Regions from separate parts of the Mus musculus genome. Here region 2 is linked to region 1. A link is a loop called in an ENCODE intact Hi-C map of the cell type or tissue named here. Cell type or tissue: gastrocnemius. All regions are shown on one strand. Links, peaks and the distances in the headings refer to the core of each region. The heading gives the core; the rest is flanking DNA.

Region 1 (10,675 bases), core at 5,255-7,754:
TTGGTTTCTAACGCGTGGAGGGCGAGCCGGCGCCGCGCGCTCCCTGAAGACTGCACAAACTCCACGCAGGGCTTCTCCGCCCGGTCTGCGGATCCTCAGCTGGGGATCGCTCAGAAGCCCGGCGCTGCAGCTCCTCACCCCAGAGGCACGCTCACTCGTCCAGATCCACGCTGCGAACAGAGACCCACTGAGTCCAGCGTGCGGTTCTGCACCGCGCTGGCAGCTTCTGGGTAACAAAAGGACCCGAGTTGTCCGCAGAGCGAGCACCCCCGGGAGCGGGGCTCGCAGCCGGGGACCAGCCCTGCAGCGCCCATCTGGGGGCTAGTTCTTAACTCTTCCTCCACGGAGCCCCAGACGGGTCCCCTCCCTTCTTGATCCTTTTAAGTCGGTAGCACCGAGGCGCCTGCACCGGCGCGGCTCATCCATCTCTCCAGAGGGGTTTTTTGGTTTGTTTGTTTGTTTTGTCGTGTGCGATCCTCACACTCATGAACATACACAGGTCTACCCCTATCACAATAGCGAGATATGGGAGATCGCGGAACAAAACCCAGGATTTCGAAGAGCTGTCGTCTATAAGGTCCGCTGAGCCCAGCCAGAGTTTCAGCCCGAACCTTGGCTCTCCGAGCCCGCCCGAGACTCCGAACTTGTCGCATTGCGTTTCTTGCATCGGGAAATACTTACTGTTGGAGCCTCTGGAGGGAGACCACGTTTTCCGCGCTGTGCATCTGCACAGCGGAGAGGAGCTGGTTTGCAAGGTAACCAGCCCAGCTTTGCTTTTGCGTTTTGTTTTTTTGCTTAAAAAAAATTAAAATTTTTTTTTTAAAAAATTAAAAAAAAATCATCCTGGGTCTTTTGCCAGGGGCCGGGGACGGTGCGGGAGGTCGGAAAGCTCTCAAGTCCAGGGGCGAAAGACTCCCGGGATCATTATGCGTGGCCTCGTTAAGAGGGTTTATTTGTGTGTCTGTCCACGTTCGACTAGTTGCGAAGTTTTCAGACCGTTTCAGACAATGAGGCGGGCTGCAGCGGGGGCGTTTTGGGGAGATCCGGGAAGGGAGGGCGGCGAATCTGAACTGGGGCACGGACACGCGTGCCCCTTAGGAGGCTCGTAGAGCTCGGGTGCACCGGGCTGATTCCCCTTGCCTGGGCATTTCTCTCTCTGAGTCGATTCCCCTCCCCTCGCTGCAAGGACTAGGGAATCCCCGGTTGGTTTTCAAACGCTGCTCCTCTGGTTTCTTTTGTAGCCATTGTTCTTAGCAGCCTGCAGGTGTTAAACCTTTGTTCCAAAGGTGGCCTTTTAAAAGAGACACAAAAAGTGTCCCCTCTGGCTGAGACCAAGGCTCTAGCCGGGGAAAAGAGGAGTTTTAAAGCTCTTTCTTCGGCTTGAAGCCTGGAAAGGAAGGTTGGGGTGGAAATTCGCCCCTTGCGCACCTTTGGGTGAACAACGAATCCTTTGGTTCTTTTTGTCTAGGTTTCTTCGCGTCTTCAGACTCCCTGACTGCACACCCCCATTGCTACTCCCCTGCACCCACAAGGCCACCTTTGCCTGTTTAGAGACTGCCCTTTAGAGCCCCCTGGGCTAGTACTAAGAAGGACACTTCAATTTCCTTTTTGTCTTTGACCCTGAACAGTAACTGGTTTGTGTCTCTATGTGTCAGTGTGTCTTTGTGTGTGCTAACCGAGTACCAGACAAGAGGACCAAGGAAGGATAATAACAAAGTATTTGACTACAGTCAGTTTCCTACTGCAGTGGAGAACAGGACTTCCCCAGATGTAGATCAAGAATACATTACCACTTAAATTTAGGTTCTTCTTATTTATTTATTTATTTATTTATTTATTTATTTATTGAGGTGGAAGTGCGACTGTGCTGCCTTTAAAATGGGTAATGTGCACAGCTGTGCTACAAATACTGTATTACACTTTTCCTCAATTAATCACTGGCTGCTTTGTGAAATCACCTTCTTTCGTGCTGACTTGGAGCGCTTCCTTGCAAAAACCGGGTGGGTGAAGATCTCAGAAGGCAGTTCTGAGATTATTTATTTCCGATTTTTAGAGGAAACCAGAGACTCTTTAAATGCTGCTGTTTGCATGTACTAAGTGTTGGGGGTTTTTGCATCTTCTCCAAGTTACTGTAATCAAGAGCAACTATGCCCAGCTAAAGCATTAAATTTAGTAGGCAACTCAGAGCCTGATTGGAGCCCCACACACTGCACAATAGGACAGTCATCCTTTGAAATGAATGAATTCCACTGAGCTGTCATTCTCCTATGAAATATGCACCATCATCGGCAGAGAGCCCCTCCCCCTCCTTTTGCTCACCCTCAGTCCAGCACTTTAATATATTTCTCTTCCAAAGGCTGGAGATGATTTTACGTAAGAACTGTCTGTGGCCAAATTCTGCAAGAGCATCTTGCTATTCTTTCTTTGTTTAAAACTAGGGCTATCTCTGGTCTCTCTGTTCGTTTTCCTTTCTGATCCTTCGAGACATATTTCACTCTAGGCTGACCTTACAGTGTCATTTGCCGACTTGCTCCCTGGCCCCAAACTGTACTTAATCTGTTGGTTTAGTTATTTCAAAGATTGAATCAGGTCCTCGCCAATTACAGTGCGGCTGCAAGCGGATTTAAGTGTGGTATCATTGTTTTGTTTGACAGAGGTCATCCCTTTACGACTCCACAGCTTCTGTTCTCCTGTCTTTTTCCCCTGAGGTGATGTGGGTGACTTCTGAGCACAGCTGTGTGCCACCCTCTCTAGGAGAGTTTTATTACGGTGATGCTATGACTGCCCCAATATACACACTGTGGGCTCTTTAGCTCGCTACAGGATTCGAAAACCTCCACATTTGAACCCACCTCCTTTTGGTGTCTTAACATGGGGTTCCTGTTTCCTAACTTCATGTTTATGCAAAAAAAATGTACAAAACCAGAAAGGTTGTATTTATTGTGGGGGTTCATTAGAGTATTCTGTAGGACACTCTGTGGTGGGGAGGAGGCGGGGAGGGGGGAGGGGCTTCCAGGGGCATAAGCAAAATTCCCTAGCCTGATTATCACCTCCACAAGCCTACTTTAGTTAGCCAAAGTAGGAAAGGATCTTTAGGGGGCCTTTAGCTGTTTTTACAAAAATTCTTGTAGCTACTGTGCAGAATAACATAATTACTATCTTGGCAGAATGGGCCCTCTTTCTTTTTTTTCTTTTCAGACATGATGAATGTGGCCTGATCTTAGGGCCTTATCTGAACTGTCACATTATATAACCAAGACTCCCAATTAAACATTTAAAAGGAGCTGGCACCCAGGCTCAGGGCTTGATTTTTGCACTTGAGGGTGATGGTTTAAATACCAGCCCAAGCCTATAAATGCCTGTTATAGCCACTAATAAAACTTTGACTCCTTCCTGTTTAGGAAAATGTAAGCAATTCTTTTAGCTTTTCATTTTCTGTCCACCATTTTGCATTCTCCTACAAAGGGCACGGCCACATTGGGAGGCTGCCACGAATCTGCTACTTTCATTTAGTTCTCTGTTCATTCAGTTTTTCAGCTGTGCGATGGGGAAGAGAACAGGCTAACCATGCCGAGCAAAAGGTTACTTTATTTTATTTTTTGAAAGGCAACTGGAAACAGGAAATGTATTATAAATAATCAGACCGGTAGGCCCTGGTGACAGAAGCCACAGCCTGGTGCTTCAGAACAAATCATGCCACTTATATAATGCAGCTTGTTGACATTAGCCACTACGGTGTGTGAGTGTGTGTGTGTGTGTATGTGTGTGTGTGTGTGTGTGTATGTTTGTGTGTGTGAGTGTGTGTGTGAGTGTGTGTGTGAGTGTGTGTGTGAGTGTGTGAGTGTGTGTGAATGTGTGTGAGTGTGTGTGTGAGAGTGTGTGTGTGAGTGTGTGTGTGTGAGTGTGTGAGAGAGAGAGAGAGAGTGTGTGTGTGTGTGTTCCTTGATGAAATTGCTGAGGCTTCCCCGATTCTGTGGCCTGCAGCCTGTAAGCTAAGGTTGACTCGAGCATTTCAGATTCCTAATTGAGTGGGCCACTGAGGTCACTGCTCTGAGGTCATCATTTGACAGTATCAGGGTGTGATTTGTGGTCTCCGGGGAGGCTGAAGCATTCATTCTTAAATTCAAGGGTGTAGTGGCAACAGCTGCGCCACTTTCCTGAGGTACCTCATTATGCCTCATTCACAGCTGATTGTTGACTTTGCTTCCTCAGCCCCAGTTAGCACCAGCCTCAGTGAGGTGCTTATTGTCCCTGTTTGACTCACAGGTTTTTTTTTTTTTTTAAATGCTCAGTTACTTAACTCTTGGAATTTTATATTGCAGCCTGTGTTCCTTGAATGGGCTACAGAAGGCCCAGGAATTCCCTCAGAAGGATTTTAGGGTAACACGTGCATTCCGGACTGGGCCTTGTTAACAAAGCGAAGGGCGACAGAGGTTCCTGGGTGGGATCGGGACCCACAAAAGGTTGTGATGCCTAAGTCAGGGTACTTATGATACAAAAGGGAGGTTCTTTGTGCACTTTATCTATCCTATTCGGGTGAATGGTGGCCTAGTGAGAGCGGTAAGCACCCCCAGGTAGGGTTTTTTTTCCTGCTTCTCTCCTACTGCACTCCAAATACTGATGAGGAAGAAGAGCTCACTGCCACAGAGGATGGCTAGACCTTCTTTTAAATGAACCTCCCCCACCCCCTTATTCACCCCATACCATTTTCAAACAGCCCCTCCCCTCCCTGCACATTCTCCCCCTGAGCAAGGGAAACCCGTTCCAGCCCTAGGTGCTGCCCTAGCTGAGTAACTACAGGCTGTGACGTGAATGAAAAGCTCCCTTTCCACCCTTCAAATCTTTGTTGTGCGTTCGTTCGTTTCTTAGGTCTGTTCAGAAGGTATTGATGGTGCATTTTTTTCTTAAGCAACAGTGAGGTGGCATTTCGCAGGCTAACTCTGATTCATAGAAAATCGTTGCATAATTGATTCATTGAGTTAGATATCTGTGGAGGGAAGAGGGAAGCCAGCCTGGCTCTCTACAGAGAAGGCCCCTGTGCTAATCCTAGAGCCACCCTGGGGGGTGGGAGTGAGGACAACAGCGATGAGAGTTTAGGCTTGTTTTCTGTGCCTCAGTTTGCACAGCTGTAAAACTAATTTATCACACATAGGAAACCATGGAAGAAAGCCTTGATAGTAAATGAATTAATTGTTCATTCATGTATGTCTTCCATGCATTTTTAAAAAGTAAAGAGTTGTTTGTGTTTTTCCTGGGCTCACTTAGTTTTTTCCTTCTATTAGTATTTTTCTGCATCCATTTCTTCTATAAATATGTAACTATAGAAACTATAGGGAAGAATAATAGTATTTGGGCTTAGATGATAGCCCAGACAGTAAAATGCTTGCCATACAACTGTAAAGATCTGAGTTGGATACCTAACACCCACATTTAAAAAGCTGTGTGTGATGCATGTGATATCAGCTCTGGAAAGACAAGGACAGGAGGATTCCAGGGCTCCCTGGTCAGCTAGGCTCACCACGTTGGTAGGTTCAAGGGCAATGAGAGACCTTGTCTCAAAAAACAAGTGGATAGTTTCCTCAAGAGCTGTACCTGAGATTGACCTCTGACCTCTACATAGACACAGGGATACACACATGGATACAGACAGACAGACAGACAGACAGACACACACACACACACACACACACACTAGTAAAACTTAGCATTTTACTATTTTTCCTAGACTTCTCCCAACATGGAATCGTTTCATTTATCCATGTTATGCCATTTAAGATTTGGAGGTTCAGAGGAGGCAAGACATGGTTTGTTTGTTTGTTTGTTTGTTTTTCCCCTGAACTACATTACACAGCTGGTAGCAGACAGAACTGGTGTGTGGGGTGTAAGTTTCATACTCTTTATGCCATGTCAAAGCACGAGCCTGTGGGAGGATTCAGCATTCTGCAGTTTGGGTCATAGGAGGTACCTCTGACTGGGGTCTTGTCAATTCTGTCCTAGGTGTTTGAGATCAGCTGCTACCAGGAGTCCCTGGCCCCCTGCTTCTGCCTGTCTGCCCATAGCAACATCAACCAAATCACGGAAATCCTCCTGGGAGAGACCAAAGCCTATGTGTTCTTTGAGCGAAGCTATGGAGACATGCATTCCTTTGTCCGCACTTGTAAGAAGCTGAGGGAGGAGGAGGCAGCCCGACTGTTCTACCAGATTGCCTCAGCTGTGGCCCATTGCCACGATGGAGGCCTGGTGCTGCGTGACCTCAAGCTGCGGAAATTTATCTTCAAGGATGAAGAGAGGTAAGTGGGGCTCAGCCCATGCAGGTGTGTGTTTGTGTGTGTGTGTGTGTGTGTGTGTGTGTGTGTGTGTGTGTGTGTGTGTGTGCTCGCGCGATAGGGTATCTGCAGGGAACTTGTGGTGATGCCTGTTACCCAGGTGAGGGTTAAGGCAAGCAGAACAAAGAGAGAGCATTGTGGTGTCCCAATGCCCTTGGCAAACAAGGAGCCATTACTCCCGATCATGAAACATTCAAAGGCCAGGAGGCAGAGAGAGTAGTCTGTGACCTGCTGAATGCCTGTGGTTTTTATGAAGAATTCTGAAGAAGGCTGCAAACTAGTGTGGCAGTTTCAAAGTCAACAAAGACAGGTTTATAAAGGCTTCATGTTGTCAGAACACTGAGAACCTAGAGGACTTTGTTTATTTTTTATTAGATATTTTATTCATTTACATTTCAAATGCTATCCCAAAAGTCCCCTATATCCTCCCCCACCCTGCTCCCCTACCTACCCACTTTCACTTCTTGGCCCTGGTGTTCCCCTGTACTGGGGCATATAACGTTTGCAAGTCCAATGGGCCTCTCTTCCCAATGATGGCCAACTAGGCCATCTTCTGCTACATATGCAGCTAGAGACATGAGCTCTGGAGGTACTGGTTAGTTCATATTGTTGTTCCACCTATAGGGTTGCAGACCCCTTCAGCTTCTTGGGTACTTTTTCTAGCTCCCTAGAGTAAGGAATAAAATACCCATGGAAGAAGTTGCAGAGACAAAGTTTGGAGCTAAGACGAAAGTATAGACCATCCAGAGACTGCCCCACCCGGGGGTCCATCCCATAATCAGCCACCAAACACAGACACTATTGCATATATCAGGAAGTTTTTTTCTGAAAGGACCCTGATATAACTGTCTCCTGCAAGGCTATGCCAGTGCCTGGCAAATTCAGAAGTGGATGCTCACAGTCATCTATAGGAAGGAACACAGGGCCCCCAATGGAGGACTTTGTTTATAGTCCTTTCACGCCCTCAATAGCTCTTTCCTATGCACGTAGTAGGTATGAACCACAGGCTTGCAAGTAAGCCTCAGAAATAGATAGACCGCAGACCTGTCAAAAGCTAGAGGTGAGTCCTGGGTCCCATGTGATGTGGAGGGGGATGGGGCTTGCCGGTTCTCACTAGATCTTGAGTAACCAAGAAAGGTTTCAAGGAGAGAGAAACATGGTAGCCTGGGAAGGGCTGGCTTGTCAGGTGAGGAGTTGATGGTGTGAGACCAGCCACCAAGGATGCCTGGTTATCTCAAGAAACATCTGTTGAAGACACAGGCATCTGGACTTCATTCATGGATACACCATTAACTCATCAGGTTCCATTTAGCCAACCTGGCCAGAGTCCAGCTTTCTCTTCACTTGTAAAGCTTCTTTTTAAGAATGTAGTTTTTTAGAGGGACACAGGCAATGTCTTCAGTCAGTGTCACCTACGTGTTCCTTGTGCCCTATTGGAATGACCCACAAATCAAAAGCCCCAGACTAGTGCTCCAGGGATTGGTTAAGAGACTCCACACACCCAAGTCCATGGAGTCCTTGGTCATTCTGGACTGGAAAAGAGGGCAGGAAAGCCTCAAGGCTGTCATCTAGGACCATCTGATGTCAGTCTGCTCCACTTCCTTCAATCCCTCACCCTGCTGACATATCTTTGGTACTTTCTGCAAATCACACAGACCTTGGGGAGCAAACCTTTCTGCTTTCTATTGCCTTTGACATCCAGCTCAGTGGGCTGTGATATTTTCACACTATTGTTTACAGAAACCCATTGTCCCCTCCCCCCATGAACTGGCGCTAGTGAATTGTACGCTTTTGTCTTCTCTCTCTCTCTCTCTCTCTCTCTCTCTCTCTCTCTCTCTCTCATCTCTCTCTCACTCTCCTCTTTCTCCTCCTACCTCTCTTTCTTTCCATCTATCTGTATTCCTTTTTTTTTTTTCCTTCATGGTTTGAACTAATTGGAGACTTAATGTCTGGCAAGTACTTGGGGCTTAGCAAAGGAAAAGGGCCTGTTGTTACTTAAGTCAAATGGAATAATTTCATGGGTGTTTATAATCCTGCTATGTATACAGCATGCAGAAAGCTTCTGGACTTCCTGTGCCTATAAAGGTTGCTTCTTTTGTATATTATACCCATGGGGGTGGGGTCGGTGGACACTAGCTACTCTGGCAGCTCATATGCTGGTCTTTGATTAGATGACTTCATTTTTAAAAACAAAGTGAAGAAGCAGGCTCTTCGAAGATAAGAATGTGGGCAATTTGTATCTTTTCCTTCTCCAGCTCAGATACTCCAGCCTTCGAACTTAGACCCAGGGATATGGTCCTTATACTTTTGTCCTTAATAATTGTTATGACCTTGGGCTGCCGCCATCTCTCAACCTTATGGCTTTACCATAAACACTCTTCACTCGTTTTTAGTTTTCACATATATATCTCCTCTTTGAATGTTCTCATTTGGAAGATGAATATGGATTGGTCAAAGATATTTCCTTTACCATCTTTAGCTACAAAAGTAAGAGGCAGTGTTTACTGACCTCCTGCAATACAGTTGTAGGTCAGCCTGCCTAATTATGTGTGTGTGTGTGTGTGTGTGTGTGTGTGTGTGTGTGTTGCAGCAGAGCAAACTCTCTTTGTGCATTTGTGGCTGGCACTCCACCACTGAGCTACCTCCCAGCCCATGAACATTTTGTAGCCAGTGCCTCTGAACGCAGGAATGTGAAGGTCTCAGAATCAACACCAAGAACATGCAGTAGGTGGATGAGCTTCTCTAGGAAGTCAACCCAACTGTCAAGGACTCCTTTCTTCTGCCAGAGCACATGGCCCCTCGAATGCTGTAGCCGTATCTCACGGGCTCTGTGGGATTAAAGGTTACTTTAGAGACCTAGTCAGGCATCAGTGAGTATCAGGGTGGCACATCCCAAGGTCAGACCCATGGCAAATAGACATTTCTGAAGTGAGCCAAAGGAATGTAGATATCGTCATGTGACAGAACATTAGAGCATGACCCGAAGGCAGTCTTTGTCTGATTTCTAACACTTTCTTCCTTGGTCTGATGGACAAAACTCTGAAACAACTAACTGCAAAAGACTACTTTGGTGGAGTCCTCGTTTACTTATTCAACCACCAGTTTCTCTCTCTCTCTCTCTCTCTCTCTCTCCCCCCCCCCCCAGCCCATTCTTCCTTTGAGACAGTTTTTCAATATAGATGTGTTACTTTGCAATTTAGGATCCTTCTGCTTCAACCACCTAAGTATGCAAGCATAGGCTCCACCCCTGACTCAACCTTCTGTTTCCTGATCTACCGAGTAGTAGAAGGTAAAGCTGTCCTGTGGCAGAATTGGCTGAGCCCTACCTGTGTTCTGTTGACTGAATCCAGAGCTGTCTATGAAGATTCTTAGTGGAGCTGTCCATGCTCTACACATACTATGTCATTTAGATGTCACCCAAGGTCATGTGCAAACTCAAGGCCAGGATACCTACGACGGTTGCATTGGGATCATCAATAGCTTGGCTTCATCTGATTCCCTTTGGCTTTGATTTAGGTTCTAGATTCAGGTCCTGGTCTCGAATTTCTCTAAAGGTTTATAAGCTGTAGCTTCCTCAAGACTGACAGAATGGTTGCTTCCCTGGAAGGTGATTAGCATTCAGCAAGGTGATGGTGTGATCTGCATGCAGAGCTGTACTTGAAATCATTGTGAGAAAACAAAACAAAACAGTGTCTTTATGCATGAACAGTCCAGAAGCCTTAGTGGGTTCGTGAGTGATGAAGTCACTCTCTCTAGCAGTCACAGTAGTTCCTTCTAGTGCAAAGTTGATTCCACCCAGACTGGGGAGGGGGCGGTGTTTTTCAGAGTAGACCCCCTCTTCTGTGTTCACTGTGACGACCCACCATCACTGAACCTTATTTTGAAGAAATGAATCCTAAGCCTTCATTGAACTTGCCTGGGGCAAATTTCAAGGAACCTTTTGCACCCTCAGTCCTGCAGAAGCCTGTGTGACTTCCTCCAGATCTGAAAGAAGGCAGAACATTTACCCATAATGACACAGGGTCTCTCCCATACCTCCTGGCCTATTTTTCCCCATGGGACCTGCTTGATCACAGGACCATATTGCTAGAGACCCTGTATATTTCTACTGGGCCTTAAAGAAAGGCCTGAGCTCAGAAGTGAGCCAGAGTGGCTGTCTAGATTCCAGCCCCTGCTGTTGCACTTATTAAGAAATTTCACTTTGACAGAACACCTAACCTGTACACTCCGAAAGCCTCCACTATAAAATGGACTGGGAATACTCTCCTTACAGAAGGAAGGTGATTAATGTTGACCTTGGCTTCTTCCACAGCTGCTTTCCTCTGCCCTTTTGTTTCTTTGCACCCACA
Region 2 (10,675 bases), core at 5,265-7,764, 160 kb after region 1:
AGAAAAAAAAAATATTACCTAGAATATCTGTGGTTCTGTCTGAGGCAACCTAGCCAGATGGTAAAAGCATTTCACCAACTGCCTTCTGTTTCTTAGCTCTGCTTTGCATATGTGATAGCTCTATCCTCATTATTACTACAGCCCCAGGTACAAGACTCTCTCTCCATTAGCTTAAGGAGACATCAGATTCTATTGAGTAGCAGTGGCTCTGGATGACCCACCTACTAATCCTGCAGGGTAGAAGGGTACAGTCTGGGCTTCCAAGCCCAAGGTGATGATCAAACTCTGAGGCACTGAGAGGAATGAAGGAGGAGTCTTTCAGGAAAGTGCTTCCCATGCGATAGGTAAAAGGTAAGCAGAGAGGAAGAAATAACACCCATCCACATGTGGACAGCTCCAGCTTCTTGCTTCCATTATTTTACATGCTTAGGTCCTTCCATAGACCAAACATTTCCACACTTGGTTCTCTTGTCTCAGATGCATTTTCCTTGCCATATTGTTTTTGCTTTGCAAAGTTCTACGTATACGTTAAGAGCTACACATCACCTCTTCCCTAAAGGTTCCCAGTTTTGTGCTCCTGCAACCCCCCTTCCTCCATGCACTGATAGCATTTTGTGCACATATTCACAGAAAGGAAGTAACTAGTTAGCATATGCAAGAAGCTGCACAATCCATGTCCTTTTGAAAATGGAAGGCATGTGGCGTTAGATGACATAAGATCCAACAGCAGAGAGTCAGTACTACTTCCTGAGTGTGCACCATGCACGGGGTCTCCTAGCAGAACCTTTGGTGAGTGTGTTGAGAATAATAGGCTTTGAAGATCTTGATTTCTTGAAACTTATCAATTGCAACCACTTCCTTACTCGGATCAGGAAGCTGAGGCTGAAGTGGGTTTCTTTCCAGCTCTGACAGTAAATGGTCTGAGCCACCAAAAGGAAGGACAGATTGACCCAATTCTTGGCTGAGAAACCACAGGTATTTAGCTTAAACTTCCTGTTTTAAATGCCATTGTAGGATAAAGTTGTGGTCTACATTGCCACAACTCAAAACTCTCTCTCCCCTTCTCCATCTCCTTCTCCCTTCCCTCCCTCCAACTCTCCTTTCCTATCCCCTTCACTTTTCTTTCCTCTCTCCATAGCCCTGGAAGGGCCACCAACATCAGAGCTGTGATTCACACTCTGCTCTGCGTTGCTCCTGTGCCCTCTCAAGTCTACCATTTGTGCCTCACTGCTTAGTGAAGGGACATAATAAATCTTGCTGGGAATTCAAAACACACAACCAGACTGTCATGGGAACTATGGGGGACTTAAAGCAAAGGGATAAAATTGACTCTTTGTGACAAATATCCTTCTATTTTTATGGCAGTATCTGCATGGACATTCTCTTTGGAGCAGGTCAGAATTGACCAGGAATAGAACTACACGAATCCAGTGATACTCAAAATGAAAAGTGGAGCCTTTCTTGGATTCCTGCCAGGTAATACTCAGGCACAAACATGTAGGAATGGCTCACAAAGAGGTTTTATGAAAATCCACAAGCCCCTTCTTTCTACTGTGTGAGTCATGTGTAGATTCTGCCTTGTCTCCACATTTAGAGTGTCTTACAGGCTCAGCCGCACTCATCACTCTCCCTTCTGCTTCCTGGTTTTATAGAACGTATCACTGCCCTTTTCAGAGACGCTGCCTTGATTGTATCTGCACTCGTACTGCAGCATTTATACCTATATTCATTGTGCCAGACCATCCTTGCTTGGCCAGCAAGCTTTGCTCCAGGTAAGAGCTGAACATGAGGTAGAACACACAGGTATGAGAATATCAAGCACTACATATGTGAGCTGGCCAATGCTATGGAGCAAAAAGAAAGTCAAGGTGGTAAATATGCCAGAGAGTGGAAGTGGAGAAAACCTTGTAGTAGATGGGAAAAGATGCTCTTCGAAGATGATGTGGAGACATGAAGTAACCACTGGGAACATCTTGGGGTTGTCTTCTCAAGCAGAAGAAGGAAGGAGCCTTGTTGACTTGTGAGAGAATTTCATATGAAGAGGCAACATGGAAAGAGGATATGTTGGAATTCTTGCAGGTAGCAGAAGAAAAGAAGGGAAGTCTCTGCCTGACCACAAGCCACAGATGGTCTGTGTCTTCCTGATTAACTACTTTTCAGCTGTGTAAGTTTGTATGGCATACTCATGTATTTCTAATCGGCATGTATGCTATGTTGGTATAGATGCAAGGATGTGTTGTGTATGTGTCTATGTGAGTCATTGTGTGTATGAGTGTGTGTGTGTGTGTGTGTGTGTGTGTGTGTGTGTAGAAATCTAGGCCAGAGGTCAGTGCTTCCTTCATCACTGTTCCTCTTATGCTTTGGTTAAAGGCAGGGTGGCTCACGGAACCTAGCACTTCAGATTTAGCAAGACTTCTAGGCCTTTGAGTTTTATGAATCCTCCTATCTATGCCTCCCCAGTGCTGAGATCACAGACACCTGTCACCATGCCTGGCTTTTTATGTGATTGCTGAAAATCTGACCTAAAGTCGTCACATCTATTTGCTGACTGAGTCTGCATGGGTTTGTTTATGCTCTTCCTCCTCCTCCTCCTCCCCCTCTTTCCCCTCCTGCTCCCCCCTCCCTGCCCTAACTGCTCCACAGAAGTGATGGGTAGATTATATGCAAAAATAAGTCATCAAATACATGACTGTAAAAAATGAATATGTTTGAGAAACATATTGAATTAATTAAATTCCTTAGTTCTGGCAAGTTTTTCTTGCAAAGCAAAACAAAACCTTAACCACACACAAATTCAGCAGTGATGAAAACTGAAAGAGGAGCACAAATTTTATCTACTCCCCAACCAAAGAAATTCTACCATAACAGTTGTCCAAGAAGCCCTGCATCAATGGAGTCTAGAATTTCACTACTTTCTATCTTTTCTAATGATTCTTGATTTGTTATAGTCACAATTTCTCTCTGGAAGGTGGCTTGTTGTCTCAAATTCTGATTGTCAAGGTATGAAAAAAAATATATGAAAAGTTTAAGTTATGTCCAAAGTTTGCTGACTTAATTCAAGTGTTACTACATTACTACTAAGAGCTAAGAATTTATTTTTTAAAATATTTTTTATGGTTGAAAAAGTCTATGGAGCAATAGTATTCTGAGACAGATGTACATTACAAAAAGTTCAAGTTTCAGGTGCCAAAAGTAAAGCTGTATTGTAACCTAGATTCCCACACTTTCTCTTCTCTTTCTCTTTCTACTGTCTGGGGAGGCTTTTAGGACACAGGAAGTTGGGTGGTTTGGAGAGGTAGCTATAACCTTCACAGCCTAGAATCCTAAAGTACTAGCTTTCTGGTCCCTCACAGAAAGACCTTAGTCAAGCACATTCCATTCCTGTATTCAGCCTACACGTTGGACATGTGATCAATTCTAGGCTGGCAATAGTGAGTTGAGTAAACCTGGTCCTTGACACTAAGAAAAGAGGATCCATTATAGAGAAAGATAAGTAACCATGTTTTTATAAGATCGCATTCAGCCCCAGAAGAGGTAGAAGGGGAGGGATTTCTCTGGCAAGCTGAGGTCAACCTGGTGGCTGGTGGTTGTACGAGTTAAATTCTATCATTGGTGTGATAAAATACCCAATGAAATCACTTAAAGGAGAAAGCTTATTTTGTCTCTTTGGTTGAAGGTATAGTCAGCCCATTACAGTGGGGAAAGGCTGTCAACAAGACAGCCTTTGACTCAAGTGGTAGATGTACTAGGGGCGAGTCACATTGTATCTACAGCCAGGAAACAGAATGACATCAATGTTGATGTTCAGCTCACTTTGTCTTTTATATTCAGTCCAGGATTCTACAGGGACAGTGTAACCCCCATTCATAATAAGGCTTCCTTCTTCAGCTAAACCTCTCTGGAAATGTCCACACTGATGGAGCCATAGGTGTGTGTCCTAAGTGACTCCAAATAATTCAAGTTAACAGGAAGATTCACCACCCCAGTGGTTCTACTGCCACTCTTCTGTCCGCCCCAACCGTTGCCCCTTCCTCTACCATCTGTCCCCTGGTACACCTGTTCCAGGCTCTTGACAATTCTATGCATCAGGGACAACAGGTGCAAGGCACAGTTCCTGGAGGACAGCCGACCTTCTTATAGTCATGACGCCTAATTTCTAAGCTTGGCTGTGTTTCCCTGAGACTGGCTATTACCATGTGTGAGGCTCTTTGGAAGCTGGCTGGAAGCAGCTGTTAGAGATGTCCCAATACTTATTTCTACAGTTACAACTGCTCATTTTCCAGGACTCATCCTTTGTATTTGTGGCCCCTAGAATATTGGTCCCATGAGAATCTCCTGCCTCTCCTTCAGTGCTTCTCTACAAGCGTTGCCACCAAGGCAGTCATCTTCAGATGACACATGCCAGAGGAGCAGATGCACTGATATCTCCATGCCTGTCATTCTCTAAGCTGTTCTGAACATCTGAAATAGGAAACAACTAAGAAGAGGTTAATTCGGTAGCCATCACAGATATTATTCTTAAAGGGGAGACCCATAACACGACAAGCTAGATGAGTGACATTTTACTGCAATACTTAGGCAATCAAAACCAGGACAAAATTTAAACTAAAAGGAAAACCTTCCAGGAGGAACATTATGTGTGAGAACCAAGTTAAGAAGTGCGGAAAAGCCATTTTATTTTCTTAATAGCTAATTCCAGAAAAAAACACAGAATAGGGAGAACATTCTTTCTTTTTATTTTTTTCTTGGGTTTTGGATACAGGGTTTCTCTGTATAGTCCTGGTTGTCCTGGAACTCACTCTGTAGACAAGCTGATCTGGAACTCACAGACATCTGCCTGCTTCTGCTTCCCAAGTGCCAGGATTAAAGGCATGTGCCACTGGCCAGCATTTTTGAAGCTGGATCCCTGTGGAGTTTTAGAAACAGCAAGTGTGCTGTTTGAAAGATAAAGGATTCTTGTCTGAGCTGCCTTACCTTGTGTGTTTTTAAAAACCACCACTTTCCCCAGGGTTTCAGTTTCCTCTATGGAAATGAAATAAGGCAGATCAAATGCTATTGCAGACTTATCCTTGATACGTGAATGCTTTGTATACAAAACTTTGTAGACAGAATTCCACTTGGAACTGAGTAGCAAACACACACAACGGATGTGGATCTTGCTCCTACAGCCAGCCAAGGTGTGACAACAGACATTGCACAACACTCTTTGATGCAATGTTCTTGTTTGAGGGGGCAGGAGGTGGTTGGGAACTGCCTGCAAGCCATTTCAGTCACTGGGACATGAGCTCACCATTTCCAGACAAGAAGCTTCTGAAACCATTTAGTCTGCCTTGACAGTGAGGTGTTAGAGAAGAGGCTGGCCGAGGAGCAGCTGCAGAGTTGACGGATGTTTCCCAATGGGAGCCGTCACTCCACCGTGTACGAAAGTGCTTGCACCATCCTGTTGCAGTACGAAACCCATGCCCTTCGTCCAGCTGGCAAGCTCTAGCCCATGCAAACAAATGTGTTTAAAGATAGACTGCTCATTTTATGATGGGTGTATGTTGAAACAGGACTCCCTGGCTTTCCATGAAGCCTAAAGGCACAGTCTGAAATTTTAATCACACATGAAGATATTTAAAGGGGCAAATACAGACAACTCTTTATCTGTTTATATGACCTAAGGACATTGCATTTACTACCTAAAAACTACATTTGTAGACCTTTTTGCTCTTGAGTTTAAGTTCCTCAAAAAATGGCAAAGGAATGCAATTATTTTCTGCATTCCTTGCACGGATCATGAACACAGGTTCAAAATGCAGCCACGGTATACTAGTTGGAATTAATCTGAGCTCATGCAATCATAGAGAATAAGGCATCATGGAAATAAATCCTTTGTATAGTATCTATTCTATAAGGAAGGAATCAGAAGTCAGAGTTTCATAAACATTTAGTGGAAGAAAAGGTAAGAGGATAAAAAGTATCTTGATTTTTAGTTTTAAGTGTGAAACTTCTGCACAAATACTAGGTTATTACCTTGTCCTAAGTGAGACATTTCCCTTACTTCCTGCACTTGATCTGCCAAACAAACATGGCTCTAACTTCTGAAAGATTCAATTCTATACAAGCAGGACTTTCTTTCCTTTTTCACTAAAAAAAATATATGCATTCCTACAAAGAAACACATGTCTAAGCAAAACAAAATGAACACAGGATAGTCTGAGTGTAGTCCTACACATCTATGACCCTAAGCAAGAAAAGAAATGTCCCATCGTCTTCTCATTCAACTCAGCAGAAAGAATTGTATTTTGTTTTGTCTTGAGAATTCTATAACTGCACATTTGTAAAACTCTAATATGAAGTAAGCTGAAAGGGTCAGAGCTCTGTTGGTCCTTTTTGAAGTGTGAACCTGAGAAGGGAGCAGGCAGCACAATGGCTAAACGTGTGCACCCTTAATGTCCCTTCCTGTCAAAGCTTTCTTTGAGTGCCAATAAAAGTGTGTGAGGGGACAGGAGACCTGCTGGGGCTTGCCATGTGAGCCAGAGGTGAACAGGGTGGCATTTTCCTTAGAAACAATTAAGGAATTTCCTAAACAAGCAACCCACTAAATTCTGCAATCCATCCTTCTCATCCAATCTCCCCATTCTTGTTTCAGTGACTCATAATTTTAGAGTCCACCTTTTCCTAGTACTCCCTTGGGGATGATAGCATTAGCTTAGGAATAGTAAATTGTTGTAGTTTGCCTCTCGAATGTTCTCCCAAGGCCATGTATCAATGTCTTGGTCCTGGCCTATGAAGCCACTGGAAGGTGGGACCTTAAGAAGATTAGTGGAAATTAGCTCAGTGGGGAATTCATCTTTGAAGGGATATAGGTACCTACTCATTCCTTTCTTACTTTGCTTACAGCTTACTTCAAGCTGACCTGAGGAAAGAAAATTGGTGTGCTGTTGAATCCTGCCTTGTTGTGATACTTTGCCCCAGATTTGAAACGGCAGAGCCAATCAATAGACAATAGACAAAGATATCAACATTACCAGCAGCTGCTCACTTTGTGAATGACTGGCAGCTGGATCCAATCATACCAAAGCAATCTCAACCTAAAGAGTTTCCTTCCCTTCCCTCCTCCCTTCCCCTCCCCTTCCTTTTCCTTGCCTTCCTTCCACCTCTCTCCCCTTCTCTCCTTTCCCTCTCTTCTCTTTTCCTCCTACCTTCCTTCCTTTCTCATTTGTATTATATATTGTGTACACACACACACACACACACACACAGACACACACATGTTGGATGGCTGAATGCTGCAATATTTTAGTTCATAGATCTCCCTTAGGACTAGCAATGATTTGCAGAGTCAGTTAAAATATAACTGATTCGCAGATAAACTTTGGGTTTCCTAGAGGATGCACAGTCCAGAGGATGAATTCATCATGAGCAACGGTGGTTCTACAAAGAACACTAGGTTCATAAACTCTCTCCACTGCCACACTCCTGCCTAGATGTGAAGTCACAGTTCTGTTGTAATCTTCAGATCTGTGTGATTGATCTTGTCTACAGTGAGGAAATGAAATGCCTTTGGAAAGCAAGTGTGATTAGAAACATGTCTCCAGCTGCATATGTAGCAGAAGATGGCCTAGTTGGCCATCATTGGGAAGAGAGGCCCCTTGGTCTTGCAAACTTTATATGCCCCAGTACAGGGGAATGCCAGGGTCAAGAAGTGGGAGTGGGTAGGTAGGGGAGTGGGGGGGGTATGGGGGACTTTGGGGATAGCATTTGAAATGTAAATGAAGAAAATACCTAATTTAAAAAAATTTTAAAAAAAGAAACATACATGGAATAGGGCATCTCATGCTGTGGTAAAGTTCAGAAGAGCCGACTTCATTGTCACAGAGTATTGCAGCCCAGTCCTTTCCTCTGTAGTCTTATGGCTTGCTAACTCATAATCTTCCCACCCTTTTGCAAGGATAAGGTCCAGTGGTGAGCGTATTCATTTAGTACTTGGAAGCATCTTTTCCTACTGCCTATAGCCTTCTCTCGTTTTCTATGCATCCTACTTTAAACCAAGTGCCATATCCCGACTATCACCCACCTCTGTTCCTATGTTCTTCATCTCCAGCCTGCTGTCTTTCTTTCTATGTCTTGAACTCACAGCACTACTCCTGTCTGGGAGTCTTAATGCTCTCTACAGTGTACATTCTCTGATCTCGTGTTAGCTCCATACATTGCAGCTCTTACCTCAACACTGACACTCTAGTAACTATTCTTGTCTCTTTGTCTCATACCTAATGGCACTGCTTTCTCATTAACTCTGCATTATTTCTCTTACATATCATCAGGTATTTATATTTACTTATTCTTTGTCCCCTGTTGCTAGAATAAAATTATCTTGGGGGCAGGGCTATTTTCTCTCTCTAGCCTTATCTTTAACACCCAGAACTCTCCTGATATAGTAGTTTCTCAATTAACTGTTGAGAAACTATTTGATACACCTCTCATTAAAATAACGAATTTGGTATCAAGTCTTGGAGAGGTGTCATCAACTGGAGAATATCAGTGGTGTTGGAGGTATCAGTCTATGTTCCTCAAGTCCCACCTCCCAAGTCCCTTAAGTCCCAGGCCATCATTCTTTGTACTAAGCACATACCAGGTCGAGTCTCCACTGCCTAAGAGAGAAGTGTGACCTCTGCTTGAATGGAGAAAACTTGTGTTTAAAATAACTAGGGTCACAGCCTTCCCTGAACCTTCTTCCTTCCTGTAAGGCCTGAGGTTGTTCCCATAGCCATTCCCAGGGGGATGTGCCGTGTATCTGAGGGTCCCTGGGAAGACAAGAGCTCAGCTTCCTAAGATCATGTGAGGAGCCGAGTCCCAGGGTCTGTCTGTTCTCACCAGAGGAAGTGTCTGCCTAGTGATATTTCAAGAAGGATGGGTCATGGGAGTTGTGTCATGGGCTGATTCTGTCTGCTGCAGGCGGCTAAGACACTGTGGTGAGAAGCACTTTGGACAGCACTCACTGTCAGTGTATAGTGGTTTTCTGCTAGAGTCCATTCCATGTTCTAGCACTGCTCTGGTCTCTTTAATACATGGATTCACTGACAAAATGGCAATTTCACATCCCATATCCACTTAGCTCCCTATTAGAAAAGTATCCTGGTGCCTTTATTTATGAGCAATGGTGACTCCATGCCTATCTCCAACAGCTTAACACAAAAACAGTGACTAAAAAATGACACATGGATGTGCACTGTGATGTAGAATGAGATAGCTATCTATCTATCTATAGATATCATAGATAGATAGATATCAGAAGGCAGATTTGAAGATTTGAAAGCAGCACATCAGGTTCCAGAGGTTATTAGGTCCTAATCTCTTCCTCCTCCTCCTCTTCTCCTCCTCTCCTCCTCCTCTTCCTCCCCCTTTCCTCCTCCTCCTCCCCCCTCTATTCCTCTCCCTCCCTCTCTCCCTCCTGGCAATTAAGCTTCAGGATTATCCTGATTAGTGGTTCAGAAGTGTCGGTTGATAATCCAACCACATTGCTGCTGTGCCTCCTACAAGAGGACATGTGTCCTGAGTCCAAGTAGATTCAAGAAATACCATTGTCTGCAGGTCCCAAAGTGGATGATAATTCCTAGTCTAAATGTACAAGGAACACTTGGTTCCCACTTGGTGTTGCTCTTTGGAGAGATAGTGCAGCCTTGCTGAAGGAAATGCACCACAGGAAGAAGGCTCTGAGAGGTCCTAGCTTCACTTCACTTCTAACTTGTTTTCTCTGGGTCATGTGTGTCATTGAGGGAGTAATCTTCCAGATTCTTGCCTCTGCTGCTATGTCTGCAGTGTCTGCCCTGTTTCTCTACCATGATAGATTCTTATTCTTCCAAAACCATACGGCAAAACAAAGTCTCATTTATAGCATGCTTTTGGCCATGATGTTTTAGCCCAGCAACAGCACAGTAACTAATATACACACCCTTTCAATGAGCCGGTCTGCATGGGGAGTGGTCGTTATTCTGTTGTTTATCTCAGATCCCTGGTCTTGGAAGATCCAGGCTTCTTCACATGTTCTTCCACAGCAGCGACAGGATAGTCTCGCCAGCTAATAGATTAGCTGCTAGAGGAAATAGCCTTCAGTGTACATGCATGCCCTAGCTTCCCTCTCTTTCCTTCACTCTGTACTTTTGTTTCTGTTCTTAAGAACGTTGGATGAGTGAGAAACAAGAAGACCGATAGGAAGTAGCAGAGGCTCTTGCTACAGACTGTTACAGAAGAACAAAGAGCTTTCTCTCACCTTTCCCTTCTTCCCTGAGCTTTTCCAGGTGAGAAACCAGAGCGAGTCCCCATCACCTTTGCCTCTCCACTGCCAGAGAGAATGGGGGTTTAAGCTGCTCTTTATGCCATTCTGAACAGAGCAGTAACATTGTTCATTTGACTGTGAGCTCCTAAAGGAGAGGTTTAGGCATTTTTAAACCATGGCTTGCGATGCAGCCTCAAGCAATGGCAGCAGCACTGTCCAGTGTAGCAGGGAGATCACAGAGCAAGATATTGATGTGAGCAAGTGCTGACAAGCTGGATTATCCAGATTGCCCCGTCTCCCTCTCCATGTGAATGAATTTTTTTGCAGGGCTGAGTTTCTAGTAGCTTTCTCAGAAGTGTGTCACAGTTTCTAGCCTTTCAGCCCTCCATTGAGGATTTTATTTTTGGTGCATAG

What was found. Peaks named below come from ENCODE experiments on the same cell type or tissue, not always from the same donor. Only the 100,000 strongest peaks of a DNase experiment are listed, where the experiment ranks them.
Region 2: it touches region 1 in a loop (2.8-fold over the local background); 1 of 42 quality-filtered maps calls a loop at or near these places.

What each region holds. Positions count from the first base shown.
Region 1 is chr12:15,805,311-15,815,985 of GRCm38, reverse strand. It overlaps Trib2 (tribbles pseudokinase 2), which reads left to right. Exons shown (of 3, transcript NM_144551.5): 1 at 1-755; 2 at 5,998-6,290. The coding sequence starts at 486. Among named protein-coding and RNA genes, the nearest start is that of Trib2, 6.1 kb to the left of the region's middle. In gastrocnemius, for the core only: no CTCF peak of the experiment used is centred there; a DNase peak (open chromatin) is centred at 6,207; H3K4me3 peaks cover 785 bases; H3K27ac peaks cover 1,925 bases.
Region 2 is chr12:15,648,214-15,658,888 of GRCm38, reverse strand. All of the region lies in intron 1 of Gm40287 (a long non-coding RNA gene), which reads right to left. Among named protein-coding and RNA genes, the nearest start is that of Gm40287, 47 kb to the right of the region's middle. In gastrocnemius, for the core only: no CTCF peak of the experiment used is centred there; no DNase peak of the experiment used is centred there; H3K4me3 peaks cover 169 bases; H3K27ac peaks cover 568 bases.